3 separate regions of the Homo sapiens genome follow, and all the other regions are linked to region 2. Evidence: chromatin contacts called from ENCODE Hi-C or POLR2A ChIA-PET data. All regions are on one chromosome and are shown on one strand. Each heading gives the region's core, a stretch centred on a gene start or an enhancer-like site at or near the end of the contact. The rest is flanking DNA. Distances are from core to core; before and after follow the strand shown. Region 1 overlaps RREB1 (ras responsive element binding protein 1). Region 2 holds the start of LY86 (lymphocyte antigen 86). Region 3 overlaps FARS2 (phenylalanyl-tRNA synthetase 2, mitochondrial).

Region 1 (4,529 bases), core at 176-2,675, 550 kb before region 2:
TTGTTACTGTTTTTAAAAAGCTCAACTGGATAGTTAATTTAAAAAATATTCAAGTGTCTTTCAGATCCTTCAGAATGAAACTTCAAAATGTTCAACGTAACAGTTTCCTCCCTATTCTGGGTGTGTGCCGAAGTTTTCCTTCCCACCAATTAAGAGAGAAGGCTGGGCCCAACTGAATTATTTGGACAGGAGTTTGATGTCAGTTAAATACCACAGTAACTGGCATTTTCTATCACCTCCAGACTAAAGGACAAATGCCTAATTAACATGGACCAACATGCAGCTTAAACTGGAAAAGTGCCTGTCCTTTTTCTTTCTTTTCTTTTTTTCTGAAAGATTTAGGTCTTTAACATCCTTGAGTTAAAGTGCACAAAGGGTGTCTAATGCCATCTGACTGAGGTGTAAAAGTCTAATTAACTAATGCTTTTTGCAGTGATAGTAAATCAGTTAACATTATTAATCTTCCTGACTAGGCGTAAGTGAGTGAGGAGGGCTATTGAAAAGGAGCTAAACAGTTAGACTGGGTACCCTTGAAAAAGAAAAGGAACTCTGAAAGTGATGACTGATGATACTGAAAATAACTGAGATACTTAAAATCCAACCGCTCGCCGGGCCTACCACCAGGCAAGAGACTCTGAAAGCTGAGGCTGCAGCTCCAGGGCAGGGAGAGGAAGAGGAGGAGCTAGGCGGCCGTGAAATGACTCTCATCTCCCATCCTTCCCTCCCAGCATCACCGAGAGAGACACGACTCTCACGTGCTGGAGGCTTCCCTGCCTTAAATTAACGCTGTACCTTTCCAACTAATGTTTTCAGTAGACCAAACAAAAGTTTGGAGTAGTTTGAGCAAATGACTCCAACAGTGGAGCCAGTTAGGCTAGTTTCAATTCATCAACAACTATCTTAGCATCTGGCTTCTTAGTTTCATCTGCCTATGTGTTTGGCATCCAAAAATGCGCATGCATATCATACTCATGTTAGCAAACCATACTTTATCAAAGGCACTTCCTGCATGTAAACATCTGAAGAGAAAAGGCCAACAGCCAAACAATTTCTGTACCAGGGCTTGGTCTGTCTGTCCTGAGACAATGGCAGTAACTGCAGTCATGCCCTCCACCCTCTTTTCTGGATTCCAACCCTCTATTCCCTGCCTCCCTGTACCCGAGTCTATAAGGCAGCTCCTTCCCTGGGGGCTCAGGGGGGAAGGGAGAGGCATCAGGTCTAGCAGGCACTCTCTTGGTCCCTTGCCTGCTCCTGCCGCCTCCACCCAGGCCTTCCCAGGAAAGCCAGGGGACAGGACTGCTCAACTCCTGACAGCAGCTGGATGTGACGAATTAGCTCTGGGCTTTGGGGAGGGAACTCCCCATGTTGAGGCACTCCCGTCGCCAGATCCTGGGTGATGACCCTAAACCCAGCAAGCTTCCTCCATCTTCTCGAAGAACATCTCAAAGGAGCAGAGTTGGAAAGGGAAGTGAAAGAGGGAGGCCAGGTGCCGCGGTGGCTTCATCTTTTCCCCTCCTCAATATTTCTATCAAGTTTCTGTTTCACTGCCACCTCACATAAGGGGGATATGAACCTATGCATACCTTTTTAATAAAATTCTGAGGCAAACACAACACGTTTGGTTAACGACGGGCTTTCACAAGCCACCTGATAATAAAGAACTCTTGAAAACATCAGGCTTCAGAACTCAGTTCATCCTGAATAAAGATATTTATGCTTTATTTATTGTTTTAAATGTCTTTAGAGGCTGTTATTTGTTACTTTGCACACCATTATACCTAAAAATCACCTCTTCTGTTCAAAAAGGTAGGTTCAAGAGAAAACTTTTCATTTGTACTCCTAAGTTAATTATATATTCATGACCTCCTCCTCAAATAATGTCTCAGGCTGAGGGTAGTGGCTCATGCCTGTAATCCCAACATTTTGGGAAGCTGAGGATAGCGGGTTGCTGGAGCCCAGGAGTTCGAGACCGGCCTGGGCAACATAGCAAGACCTTATCTCTATTTAAAAATAAATAAATAAATAACATCTCTTACAAAATCCTGTTTACTATTATCTCCATATTGCCTAGCCATTGGGATCTGAAGCTACTGAAGGGGGGAGAAATCCTAGCCAATTAAACAATTCTTCAAAACAAACTAAAATCCTTAAGATATAATTTATAACTCATTTCAACTTTTTAAAATACGGGCATTACTGACATCTATAAACAAAGGCAAGAGAGAAGGTGCAGATGAAGTCCCTTTTCAAATCAAACTTCTACTCAAATCAGAATTGTAAAATTGTTTTAGAATTCTTAAAATAAAGTTTGGTGGGTTTTTTCCCCCAGAAACCTGTGTGAGGTCAGTTCCATCAAAAGTCATCATCACCCCTGATCACCTCCTCAGACATGGGAATCTCACTCAGCTGAGACCAACAGTTGGAGGAGGTACTGGTCCCATTGTACAGATGGTCACAGCCCTTTAATTGAGGTCAGCTGACTTGCTTAGTCATATGCCACCTCTCTCACCAGGTCCACCACAGGACAGTAATTTCTCCCTGCCTGTGTAGTAAAAATCCAGCTTTAGTATCAGCAGAAAATCCAAACAATGTGATCTTCCCAAATCCCATTCTTTCCTGTGCTCAGTTGATCCATACTTACTGTCTACCTGTTTTGCTAAGTCCCCTAGAGCAACTTGAAAGGGCTATAAAAGCTTGAAATAAAGATCATGTTAAATGTTTTTGAAAATATACAGATGGCACATAAAACTTAAACGGAATACCTGCTCCCAGTCCCAAGTCCTAGACAAAGGTAGAATACTAAGATGCTTTTCCTGTAGCTAACAAGCACATCAGAAATGAGGCAGTCACCTCCCCTGCCTGCATCTTGGAGAGTTAAGTGGTGCAAGAATGCTGTTGTTGTCAGAACCAGAAGAACAGCAATGAAAGAGGCATCAGCTGTGGAATAACCACAGCTAAGCCACTAGACCCCATTTGAAAAAAAGGAAAATGGAACCACAAGAGAATGAAGTCAGGTTTTTCAGAAAGGTCTCAATCTACCAGCTGGTCTTTTGGCTGCTGCCCTGCCTAAAAGCAGCTTTCAGAATGCTTAGAATTTCCCTGGATTTACGGTCCTAATCCTTTATATGGTACTTTCCAATAGCTTCCATCCTTACAAAGGTTTTTGTTTACGTTTACTGATTAAAAAGAAAGAAAATGCTGCCCATGGGTATCATTGTGTCACCTCCTAAGAAGGCACAAGGAAGATAATTCTACCCATTTTAGAGATGGAAAAACCAAGGTGTGAAGTATATCTTTTTCTGTTTTAATCATAATCAAGGTTGGGCTTGCATTCAGGACCTTACGTTAGTCTCCTAGCTAACAAACCCAGTCCTCTCTCTAATAGATCACAGTAGATTAATTAAAAGGGCCAAGGGAGAGTCATTAAGTATGTCCAAATGTTTCTTACAATCTGGCTGATTGCATTCTCTTTCCCAATAGAATTCTTTGAAATGATGAGGAAAATGAGGTGATATCAAGGGCTGCTCTGGAAACCGTTCAGTGTATGAACAGGTGGAAGAAAATATATCTTCCTAACTTGTCATACAGTGGCGTTTAGCTCTAGTTACAGAACTCCACTTGCGGTTCAGAACTAGTCTAATCGTTATTTTCCTGACATTAGACTTTAGGGTTACATATGCAGGATCTGTCTTCCTCTAGGGCAGGGGCCCTCCAGGGAGCTATTTCAAGGGATCCACTTATTCATTTGCTCATCAAGCATCTAGAAATCAATTAAATTTACACATATATGTACAATTATTTTGCAAGTATATGAAAATGCTGCTGTATTTAATAAAGATAAGTGCCACTAAAATGTCGATAGAGTTTTTCTGTCATTAGAGCTTCTCAACAGAATCTAAAAAAATAATTAAAATCACACTTGGTCTGGAAATTTTTTACATTAAAAGAGTATCTTACATTTAAAAAGATGGGGAATAATTGCTCTAGAATGTCCAAATAACATGACATTGATTAAAGAAAAACATCCAGTAAAAATACAACCACAGATAAAGGACACATCACATCATTCCTAACATTCACAACACAGTGCCCTATGTAAGAGAACAAACACCTTCCTCTCAAGAGAGGCCAACCCTCTAGCGAAAGGACTTTTTGAACTGCTCAATTTGTTTTTCATCAGTAACCCTCACGGGTTTGGGGTAATAAGACAGATCACATGCTATCCAAAAATAAACACACACATTTTGTCAGTTCAGTATTTTTCTCTTTAAAATAAATTTCTGATGAACTACATATTCACAATTTACCATAAAAAGTTTAATACTATGTTGGTTTCATGTAACCTAGAAGATAGGTTCCTTCACTCACACAATGAGTGCCCAGGGAATGCAAAATAATTATAACATTAGCCTATGACCCTGCCCCCCAAAATTATGCCACATCAAAATGTGATTTTCATGTTCAAGAATATTTGAATACACCAAAAAAGACTTGTCATATCATATTAAAATTGTAAAACATATGGTATA
Region 2 (4,457 bases), core at 1,681-4,180:
AAAGTTCACTAGTCATAACATCTTTATCCCTCAGTTTACACATCTGCAACATAAGAATGATGCATGTAAAGTACTTAGCCTGGTGGCCTCCACCAACATGAGGTGTTATCATTAGTATTTTCATCAGTCTTTAAGCCTCAACTTAGGCTTGGTGACTCCTTTTCCAACAGATCCAGATACCAACCTCACCATCGTCTGACTACTATGTCCCTGGTGCACAATGCCTGCCTTCACTACAGCCTTTCACACAAAGCATTTACCCTGTTGCTTAATTGTCTGATCGTCCCACTCCCTTGGATGAGAACTGCATCTCTTCCATCTCTTATTCTGAGTGGCTTGGCTAAGACATTCACTGACTCCATGGGGAAACTTCACCTACAGAGGAAAGAGCCATCCTCCTGTGGGCAGGTGATGTGTCCTTGTTCTTTCCCTGACGTGCCCAGTCCTCTTGCAAGTGACTTGAAAGGATGCACCAGCCTGGCTGCAGGCAGAGGGTGAGTCTGGGAGACAGATCAGCTGTGGCAACCTTTATGCAAGGATGAATTGGAAAAACCAACCCTGACCAGTCCATTTATCTCACATCTTGCTTCTCATCCTGCACTGAAAATGAATGGGATACTAGTGGTCCTGACGCCATGGGAAAACCTAGAGTGACAAGATCAGCACTTCCAGCATCCAGTCGTTCATTCTCTTTTACTTATTTTTAATTTTTGTGTGTGTGTGCACTTCAATGTCCCTTATTTTTAAAAGTGAGGTCAAATTGAACAAATGGCCCTGGTGACTAGAGTGACCATCTGGACCTCTCTGGGCAGCTCTTTGGGTGGCAGTTGTAGGATCAGGTACTTGCTCAAGCACTGCATCCTCATCACTCCCCAGCTTAGAGTGAGGCCAATTCAGATGCTTAATCAACTTCTCTTTTCCATCTCCTGTAGTTCAAACGGCATTTTGCCCCCATCTCCCTCCAAAGTGGCAGATATCACAATGCCATGCGTTTGCACAAGCCAGTCCCTCTAACAGCAGATGTGATCCTGAGGCTGGGCTCCTGAGTTGCTCCCCACTTGGGAGCCCTGTATGGGATGAATTGCATCCCCTCAAATTTATGTATTGAAGTCCCAACCCCCAGTACAGTACAGCCCCCTTATCCAAGATTTCACTTTCCAAGGTTTCGGTTACTCTCAGCCAACTGCAGTCCAAAAATATTAAATAGAAAATTCCAGAAATAATTCATTAGTTTGACATTGAGCATCCTCCTGAGTAGCATGATGAAATCTCGTGCTGCCCAGCCCACCAGGAACACGAATTGTCTAGAATATCCATGTTGTCTCTACTACCGGCCTGTCCGTCACTTAGTAGCTGTCTCATTTATTGGGTCCAAAAACCATAGTATATGTAGGGTTCAAAACGATCTATGATTTCAGGCATCCACTGGGAGTCTTGGAACGTATTCCTAGCAGACTGGGGGGGGACTACGGTATCTTAGAATGTGACTGTATGTGGAGATAGGGTCTTTTTTTTTTTTTTTTTTTTTTTTAAGACAGAGTTTCGCTCCTCTTGCCCAGGCTGGAGTACAATGGCACGATCTTGGCTCACTGCAACCTCCACCTCCTGGGTTCAAGCAATTCTGCCTCAGCCTCCCAAGTAGCTGGGATTACAGGCGCGTGCCACCATGCCCAGCTAATTTTATATTTTTAGTAGAAACAGGGTTTTTCCATGTTGGTCAGGCTGGTCTTGAATGCTTGACCTCAAGTGGTTCACCCTCCTCAGCCTCCCAAAGTGCTGGGATTACAGGTGTGAGCCATCATGCCCTGCTGGAGATAGGGTCTTTAAAGAGCTGATTAAGCTAAAGTGAGGCCATGGAGGTGGGCCCTAATCTGATATGATTGTGTACTTATAAGAAGAGGAGATGAGGACACAGATGTACACAGAGGGAAGAGCACATGAGGAGACAGGGAGAAGATGCCACCTAGAAGCAAAGAAGAGAGGTCTCAGGAGAAACCAGCCCAGCTTCCAGAGCTGTGAGGAAATAAATCTGTTATTTAAGTCCCCAGCCTGTGGTGGTTTGTTATGGCAGCCCTAGCTGACTAAGACACAGCCCGATTGGTTGGTTCTGACACTTCTTACCACAGTTCACTGCATTCTCTTCACTGAATTGCAATTATCTGTTGGCGTATTGGGTTGGCCCGCTGGGGTGACAGGCCTGGCATATGCACTTTTATTATCTCTAGCACTGAGAAACCCTGGCATTGATAGCTGCATGCGAAGTGCTTGCTGAATTCATGAGAGCTACTGCTGCAGTGAAAGCTCTGAAAGTGTCCAGAGAGGGACAGGAATCTTCTCTTTGGGCAGAAGTGATCTTTTCACTTCACTTGCAAAGTACATCAGATGGAAAGGTAGCCCAGGTGTACGGTGTTGAGGAAGGGCCTACTGGAAGCTGCTTTTCCTAATTTTCAGCTGGTGAGGTTTGATGATTTGGTAGACTCACTGATCATTTTGTTCTTTTTTGGGTTCTGTGGTGTTAGTAAATGGCTATATTTAGATTCAATTTCTCTTTCTTGTACTCTTTGTTGTTCTGCCATTCTCTTCCGCTCCCAGTCCTGGCCCCACCGCTCCTTCTTCCAAAAGCTCCCAGTGGCCCTCCCAGACCTGCTGCAGGTGGAGAAAGTGTTCAGCTGCTGGTCCCCTCTCCCCTCCCACCCCAACTCCAACTGAGCACTAGCGGCTCACATCTGTGGGCCTTGCTTTCCCCATAAACACACATGGGTGTACTGCAAGGGCTTACCGCAACTCTGGTAGAGCACTTCCAAGCCGCTGTCGCTACAGACCACGTGTGTGGGCCAGGCTTTCCCACCGCCGCCTCCACTGCAGCTGGGAAAAATCAGAGTCCAGAGGAAGAGAGTGGCTGTGAAACCCTTCATGGTGGGGGCCTGTATGGGACACACAGAAAAATAACCGGCCAATAAAAAGCCTGTAAAATTTCTTCCTCTCCCCTCACCAAGGCAGTTGGATGTTCAGTTTCACTTCTCAAATTTTAGACTCGCTGGGAACCACAGTCAGAAGTAAAAGGCTGAGAGCAGAGGCATTTGAATACTGTTCCCCCAGGACCTTGAATCTACAGGTGTGGCTGGTCTGGTCTGGGGTAGGATGCGTGCTGACTTTCTGCTTTCACAGGGAGAGGGTCAGTAGTGATGCGTGAACTTACCTCTTGGGGGCCCCTCAGAACAGCCTCCACCCCCAGGTGAGGCTGTAAACTTGGGAAAGACAAAGCGCAGGCCACCATCTGTTTCCCATCTCCAGCCCCCGAGTCTCTGCAGGCTCTTGATGCAGGCTGTGTATGGACCCAGGGACCTGGCTGCAGCCAGCAGGCAGCAGTTGATAGCACGAGGGCTACAGAATGACATTTGGAATCTGGAATGAGGCTTTGGCCCTATTGTCACTTTCCTCTCCTCTGGCTTTGGCTCTGCTCTTAGGTTTGGGATTTTAGCAGTGAATTGTCCAGCTGCAGAACAGACCTTGTTTTGGGAGCTGCAGATGTGGTCTCTGGAGATGAGGCAGAGGCAATAGCCCTGAGAAGTGAGCCGTGTTCTATTTCTGGGTTTGGCTTGGTAGAAAAAGTAGGAAGGGTGGGGAGGTGGGGCCACCCTTAAGGAGGCTGGTTTGCTGGTTTTGGTGTTAGTGGGATCATTGACATCACATCTCACTTTCTCTTCAAAGCCAAGATTCTGTCTTCCTTCTTCCATGTATCTCTATTCTGCTGCAGGACAGCAAGGTTTCTCAGTCTTGATTCCTCAACCCCGCCCCAGCTTCACCTTAATGTAAGAGGACCAGAGTCAGTGCCAAGGTCAGCAGATTTCAGGAGCAATAGAAAACACTATTTTCCCTGGGAGGAACAGCATTTTTCTGAATGCACTAGGTAAATTTACTATTTCTGCTGATGGCTAAGCAAAAATTAGAGTTAGCTCAAAACTTTTTTTGAAATAGGTGGAACATAATTACCAATAAATTAATTGGTAAATAATTTGGATTTCTTGATAGACATCAGAGAGTGGTCATTTGGAGAAGGAACAGTTGTGGATTGATTATTTTTAGGTACCTCTGCAAATAAGTTCAGTGATGATGGCTTTCAACAGCAGTTCTCAAAGTGCGGCCTGGGAAGATGACAGCCTCAGCTTCCACTGGGGGCTTGTTAGAGATGCAAATTCTGGGCTACTCAAGACCTATTAAATCAGAAACTCTGGGGGGCGGGACTCACCATTCTGGATTTTCACAAGCCCTCCAGGTGTGCCTGATGCAGTCTCAAGTTTGAGAACTGCTGGCTTTTACAGAACATAAAGCGAAGGTTGAGCCCCAAGGGAGTGGTGGGAAGTTGCTCTAAGAAGAGACAAGGTGGCCCCTCTGGCCTGTGTGAGCGGAAGGCAGCTGCGCTGTGAGCAAGATCTCGGGAGATGAGAGTCTGAAGC
Region 3 (4,686 bases), core at 1,887-4,386, 860 kb after region 2:
GCCCCTCCCATGCCCACCCCTACAGCAGCAGCCGCCGTTACTGTTGACTGAGCAGCTTCCTGGGTGCCATGCACTGCAGTCACGCTTTTCCTACCAGTAACAGCCCGGTGAGGAAGGTAGGTACTGCAGAGGCATTGCTCCTTTACAGACGGTGGAAGTGAAGCTCAATGAGGCCAAGTATCTGACCCAAGGCCATACCATTTGCAGTTGACAGCGGTCACGAAGGTATTTGAACTGTGCTTGTTTTAACCAAGACCATCAATGGGATAGCCTAAGGATGCTACTTTCAGCCCCTGTCCAGTTACCCGGGAAGCTCACCCTGGAAGGGCCATGATCCTGAGGAAGCACTGTCTGTGAGGAAGGGAAGGGCCCACTGTCTCTGGTGCAGGAGCCATTGGCTGGGAATTTCCATTCCTAGAGATGGCGGTGCCCCTGGGGCTTAAAGAGGGCAGAGGGGTTCGCAGATCAAGAGCAGTTCTTTAAGAACTGACATGCCCCACCCTCTGGAGCCCTCCATCTCTGCTAAAACAATGGCTGCTCTGCAGTTGTGGTCTCCGAGGCATAGAGGGATCCTGGGCACATGCTCCCTCCTTTACTTTTTCTACTTTAAAAATATCGTTAAGACAATTGCAGAAATATTAAAGGAAAACAATTCATGTGCTCCTGCGCTGCCCATCTTAACACGAGTGCCACTGTTTATCTGTGTTTCTTTACGGCCCTGGCTCATGTGCAACCATGTTTTTACATCGTGAGGACCATCATGCATGTGTGGTTTCAGGCTTTATTTCATTTATCATCATTGCCTAAATATTTGCCCATGCTGCAGCAGAGTCTTCATTCTTAGCATCATACTGGCGGGCTCCAGCCATCATCTAGGAGCCCCCTGGCACTGGGCCTGCTGGTGAGGGAGTGAGGCGCTGCAAATTCCTTCCCCAAGTCTACGCGTGGGCAGCATGGCCTCAAACATGCACACGTGTATTGTAACCCCTGATGAGGGCCTTCTGGAGGTGATTAATCCCAAGTGAGGATTAAAAAAAAAAAGATTCTAAAAAGAAAAAAAGAGCCAGGTTTCTACTTATGTGAGTGAACACAGTGCAGGTGCCGTTTTGAGGAAGGTGGCAGCATACCTAGTCTTTTAAAGTCAGGCCTCTACTGTGCCCTACTGTGAATGACACCCACTGACCCAAATTCATCCACCTCCTTCCAATGCCTATTCCAACAATGATGATGACAATGGTGGTGATTATAATACCAGCTTACCCTTATTTATTTATTTAGAGGCAGAGTCTTGCTCTGTTGCCCAGGCTGGAGTGCAGTGGCCCCATCTCGACTCACTGCAACCTCTGCCTCTCTGGTTCAAGCGATTCTCCTGCCTCAGCCTCCCGAGTAGCTGGGATTACAGGTGTGCGCGCCACGCCCAGCTAATTTTTGTATTTTTAGTAGACACGGGGTTTCGCCATGTTGGCCAGGCTGGTCTCGAACTCCTGAGCTCAACTGATCCACCAGCTTTGGCCTCTCAAAGTGCTGGGATTACAGGTGTGAGCCACCATGCCTGGCCCCAGCTAACCTTTTTAAAGCACTTTTCCACAGCTAGGCAAAGCTCCAAAAATGTCACATGCATCAACTCATTTGCTCTTTTAAGTACATACCACTATTATTTCTGTTTTACAGATGTAGAAACTGAGGCACAGGGAGGCCAGGTAACTCTTCCCACTGCCAGTGGCCAGGACTGGAGCCCGGGCAGCCAGGCTGCAGAGGCCATGCTTGGAACCATTTTAAAATAACTGCCTCAAAACTCAGACCTAACTTCCCTCCCTGCTCAAAGGTCTTCTCACCTGATGATCATCAAACGCAGTTCCAACTTCTTACTCTGGCACTTAATGCCTTGCCCAACCTGCCTCCAAAGCTCCTTTCCAATTTTCTCCCCACGGACACCTTTCACCTTCCTCCATACACCCCAGCGCCCATGTTCAAAGTCATCACGCCATCCCCAAAACAGGCTACGAATTTGGCCATCACTAACCCTCTCTTTCAACTAAAGAAAGCTGCTCAGCACTGGGGTGTCTGCTCCGCATCATCCAGAGATTTCATGGAAATCCCACGGCTTTTAAGTCAGGCCATTGCAAAATACCTTCCCTTAGACAGAAGACATAGCTGACTGTTTTCCACGTGTGGTAACACGGTAATAGCGAGAAACTTCATTTCATCTTTAGAATTTTGTGTGATTATTTGTTTAATGGCATCTGCCCCACTACGTTTTAGTCTCCTGGAAGGAAAGGTCTATGTCTGTGTCTTGTCTGCTGCCTGGCATGGTGCAGGACACAGAGTAGACCTAACATATATTCCAAAAAGGGGCAGATGTATTTCATGTTACTGTGGAGACCTGAATTAGGATTCATCTGTGGAAATTATGGGGCAGATTATGGCTCAATGTAAAGAAGAATTCCCTGATTACAAAGAGTGGTCCTGAAGTACGGTGGGCTGCTATGCACAGAGGCTGAGGGGAGGTGAGTGCAGCCAGTGTCGGGGAGGACACAGAAGCCTCAAGATCCTTCCGTGAGGGACAGTCTTAGCCTCGGCTGGCCCCCGTAGAGCACCAGGCTCAGGCTGCAGGATGCGCTGTCTCCTGCCAGGCACAGTCATGAGAGGAGTTCTCCTCCTCCCTTCTCAACTAGTGGTGGTTTCTTTTTGCGTCCTGGGGGCTCTGTTCCTTGGCTGTGGGCCACCCTGGGGACTCAGAGCTGGCTCTGGCCACCTCATGGGCACAGGCAATCCTGAGACTCAGGCCACAGTGGCACTACTATGGTCATGGATATTTCGTGATGACCACAAAGGGAAGGGATGGCTCCAGCAACGGAGTCCCCTGTCATTTCCTGTGTGCAAACATTCTGCTTACTCCTTGTCCCTGCTAGCTCCTCTTCATCCTGGAACCCAGAATCACCCAGCTCCTCTTGAATCCAGCAGGGAGGGCACCGGTGGTTGCCCTCTCAGGTCTCTGATGGCTGACAGCCCTGTGCCAACCCTTCCTTAGGAAAGGCGTCTAAGCTGTGGAAGCTGCCTAATGGCGCAGATTCTAAGCCCCATCAGAGAAGTGAAACCATGCAGTGTGGGGAAAAGGGAACTGAAATTGAAAACCCTTGCCTGGAGCGGCCTCCCGTGTAACCCACTGGGGCGGCCCTTCCTTTCCCGCCGAGCCCACTCTTTCTCTGACAGCCCCTGTGCGGTGGACAGCCCAGCGTGGCCACCGCTCTGCAGGGTGTTTCCTCTGTCTTGGGGGAGTGTGCCTGTTACTAGCTGGGCCCCTCACAACAGAGACCGCCTGCTGTGGCCGCTTCTAAAATTCATTTCAAGGCACAGTTTGGCCCAAAGCCCTGAAGCCTCTTTTCAGGAAGAAAGCAAGGAGCCTCCCAATTTCATTTTGTTTTCTTACTGCTTGTTCAAAGAACAATCATATAAGATAAAAATACCATCCCCAGGCAAAGAGAATTTAATTCAAACATTCTTGAGAACAGATTCAACAACCTTTTCCTCACACGCAAAACAAAAACAAACCTGCTTCATTCTTGGTTTTTCCCAGTTACATAAAGAAAGGAAAAATGGATCGAGAGAGGCAGTGTATACAGGAGAGAGAATCTCCACCTGTGCAGTAAACGTGACTGAGAGGCTTGTGACAGCGGTTCACAGGCATTGTCCTGTTCGATGTTCTCAACAAGCCTATGAGCGGATCCTGCAATTATTCCACATCATAGATGAAGAAGATGAAGACACTGAGGCCTGGAAGGGTCTGCAGCGTGTCCAAGGGTGCACACAAAGCCGAGTTTTGAATCCAGCAGCCTTTTCCCATGACCCATGATACTACACTTGATATTTGCAATAACTAGGGTTGAACAAGCTAGAAATCAAACGGCATGTAAATAAATGAAATATATAGATATGAGCTTTGTTTCTTTTCTACCCTTATTCTCTTTTTATATCAAACCCAGGGGCACGTACTTGGGTCTGTCATGACCCACGGCTCCCGACACACTCGCGAGTGGCCCATTCGTGGCCTGTCACCTTCACTCACTCACCCTTACTTAATAAGATCACAAACACCCACAAAACCCCACTCACCCCCAGAACCGGAACTCGGATGAGGACTTTTGTCCATCTGTGGAGTCTTCCCCAACTCATCCTCCTGCCTGCCCTCTCTCAGGGAATCACTGTTCTGAATCCTTGTTTATTGCTCCCTTGACTTCCTTTGTAGATAGCTCTGAGGTTTTAGTAAGTTGTTTATTTTATAAAATGAATACCATGCTGTATGTAATCTTTTGGGATTTTCTTTTTTACTTATATTTACAACTTCATAACTAGGGTTTAGAGTTTCAAACCCAGTCGTGGCCCCCTAGAGAAGAATGGAGGTGGAAGTGGGGTGAGGGGAGACTTCCTGAGGCTACAAGGTGGACATGACCTTTCACCTTGCTTCACACCCCTCCAAGGACATCCTCGTTGCACTCAGAATAAAATCCAGCTCTCACCTTGGTTCCTCAGGCCCGATCAGTGTAGCCCTTGACAGCCTCACTGACCTTTTCTCTCCCTGCGCTTCCCCCTCCTCACCATGCTCAGCACAGGGGTTCTTCTGCTGCCCCTGGAACATTCCCTGTGAGCTCTTGCCATCAAGCCTGGGCTGGCTATCCCAGTCGACCT

Evidence for each region. Hi-C counts contacts between places; a loop is a spot of excess contacts on that map. ChIA-PET counts read pairs that join two places held with the same protein, here RNA polymerase II (POLR2A). Pooled maps may share reads with other maps.
Region 1: a map of naive thymus-derived CD4-positive, alpha-beta T cell shows a loop between it and region 2 (2.5-fold over the local background). The contact joins the enhancer-like site here to the promoter of LY86 in region 2. A Hi-C loop is called at or near these places in 1 of 168 maps with a recorded cell type or tissue (naive thymus-derived CD4-positive, alpha-beta T cell), 24 of 37 single-sample maps with no recorded cell type and 7 of 50 pooled maps. POLR2A ChIA-PET finds 5 or more read pairs at or near these places in 1 of 52 experiments (OCI-LY7).
Region 3: a loop to region 2 is called in a map of B cell, with 3 times the contacts of the local background. The contact joins the enhancer-like site here to the promoter of LY86 in region 2. A Hi-C loop is called at or near these places in 1 of 168 maps with a recorded cell type or tissue (B cell), 3 of 37 single-sample maps with no recorded cell type and 4 of 50 pooled maps.

The regions. Positions count from the first base shown.
Region 1 is chr6:7,133,932-7,138,460 of GRCh38, reverse strand. All of the region lies in intron 1 of RREB1 (ras responsive element binding protein 1), which reads right to left. Among named protein-coding and RNA genes, the nearest start is that of RREB1, 28 kb to the right of the region's middle. RefSeq lists an enhancer at 1,380-1,449. Within about 2 kb of position 1,425, at least 32 of the 41 ENCODE cell types and tissues checked have a DNase peak (open chromatin) inside an H3K27ac peak, as active enhancers do; they include OCI-LY7, where a contact is called at or near this core.
Region 2 is chr6:6,587,193-6,591,649 of GRCh38, reverse strand. LY86 (lymphocyte antigen 86) reads right to left here and starts at 2,930. Exons shown (of 5, transcript NM_004271.4): 1 at 2,780-2,930. The coding sequence starts at 2,915. All of the region lies in intron 1 of LY86-AS1 (LY86 antisense RNA 1), which reads left to right. RefSeq lists an enhancer at 4,404-4,457.
Region 3 is chr6:5,722,526-5,727,211 of GRCh38, reverse strand. All of the region lies in intron 6 of FARS2 (phenylalanyl-tRNA synthetase 2, mitochondrial), which reads right to left. Among named protein-coding and RNA genes, the nearest start is that of FARS2-AS1, 270 kb to the right of the region's middle. RefSeq lists an enhancer at 2,906-3,225. Within about 2 kb of position 3,136, at least 13 of the 41 ENCODE cell types and tissues checked have a DNase peak (open chromatin) inside an H3K27ac peak, as active enhancers do; they include B cell, where a contact is called at or near this core.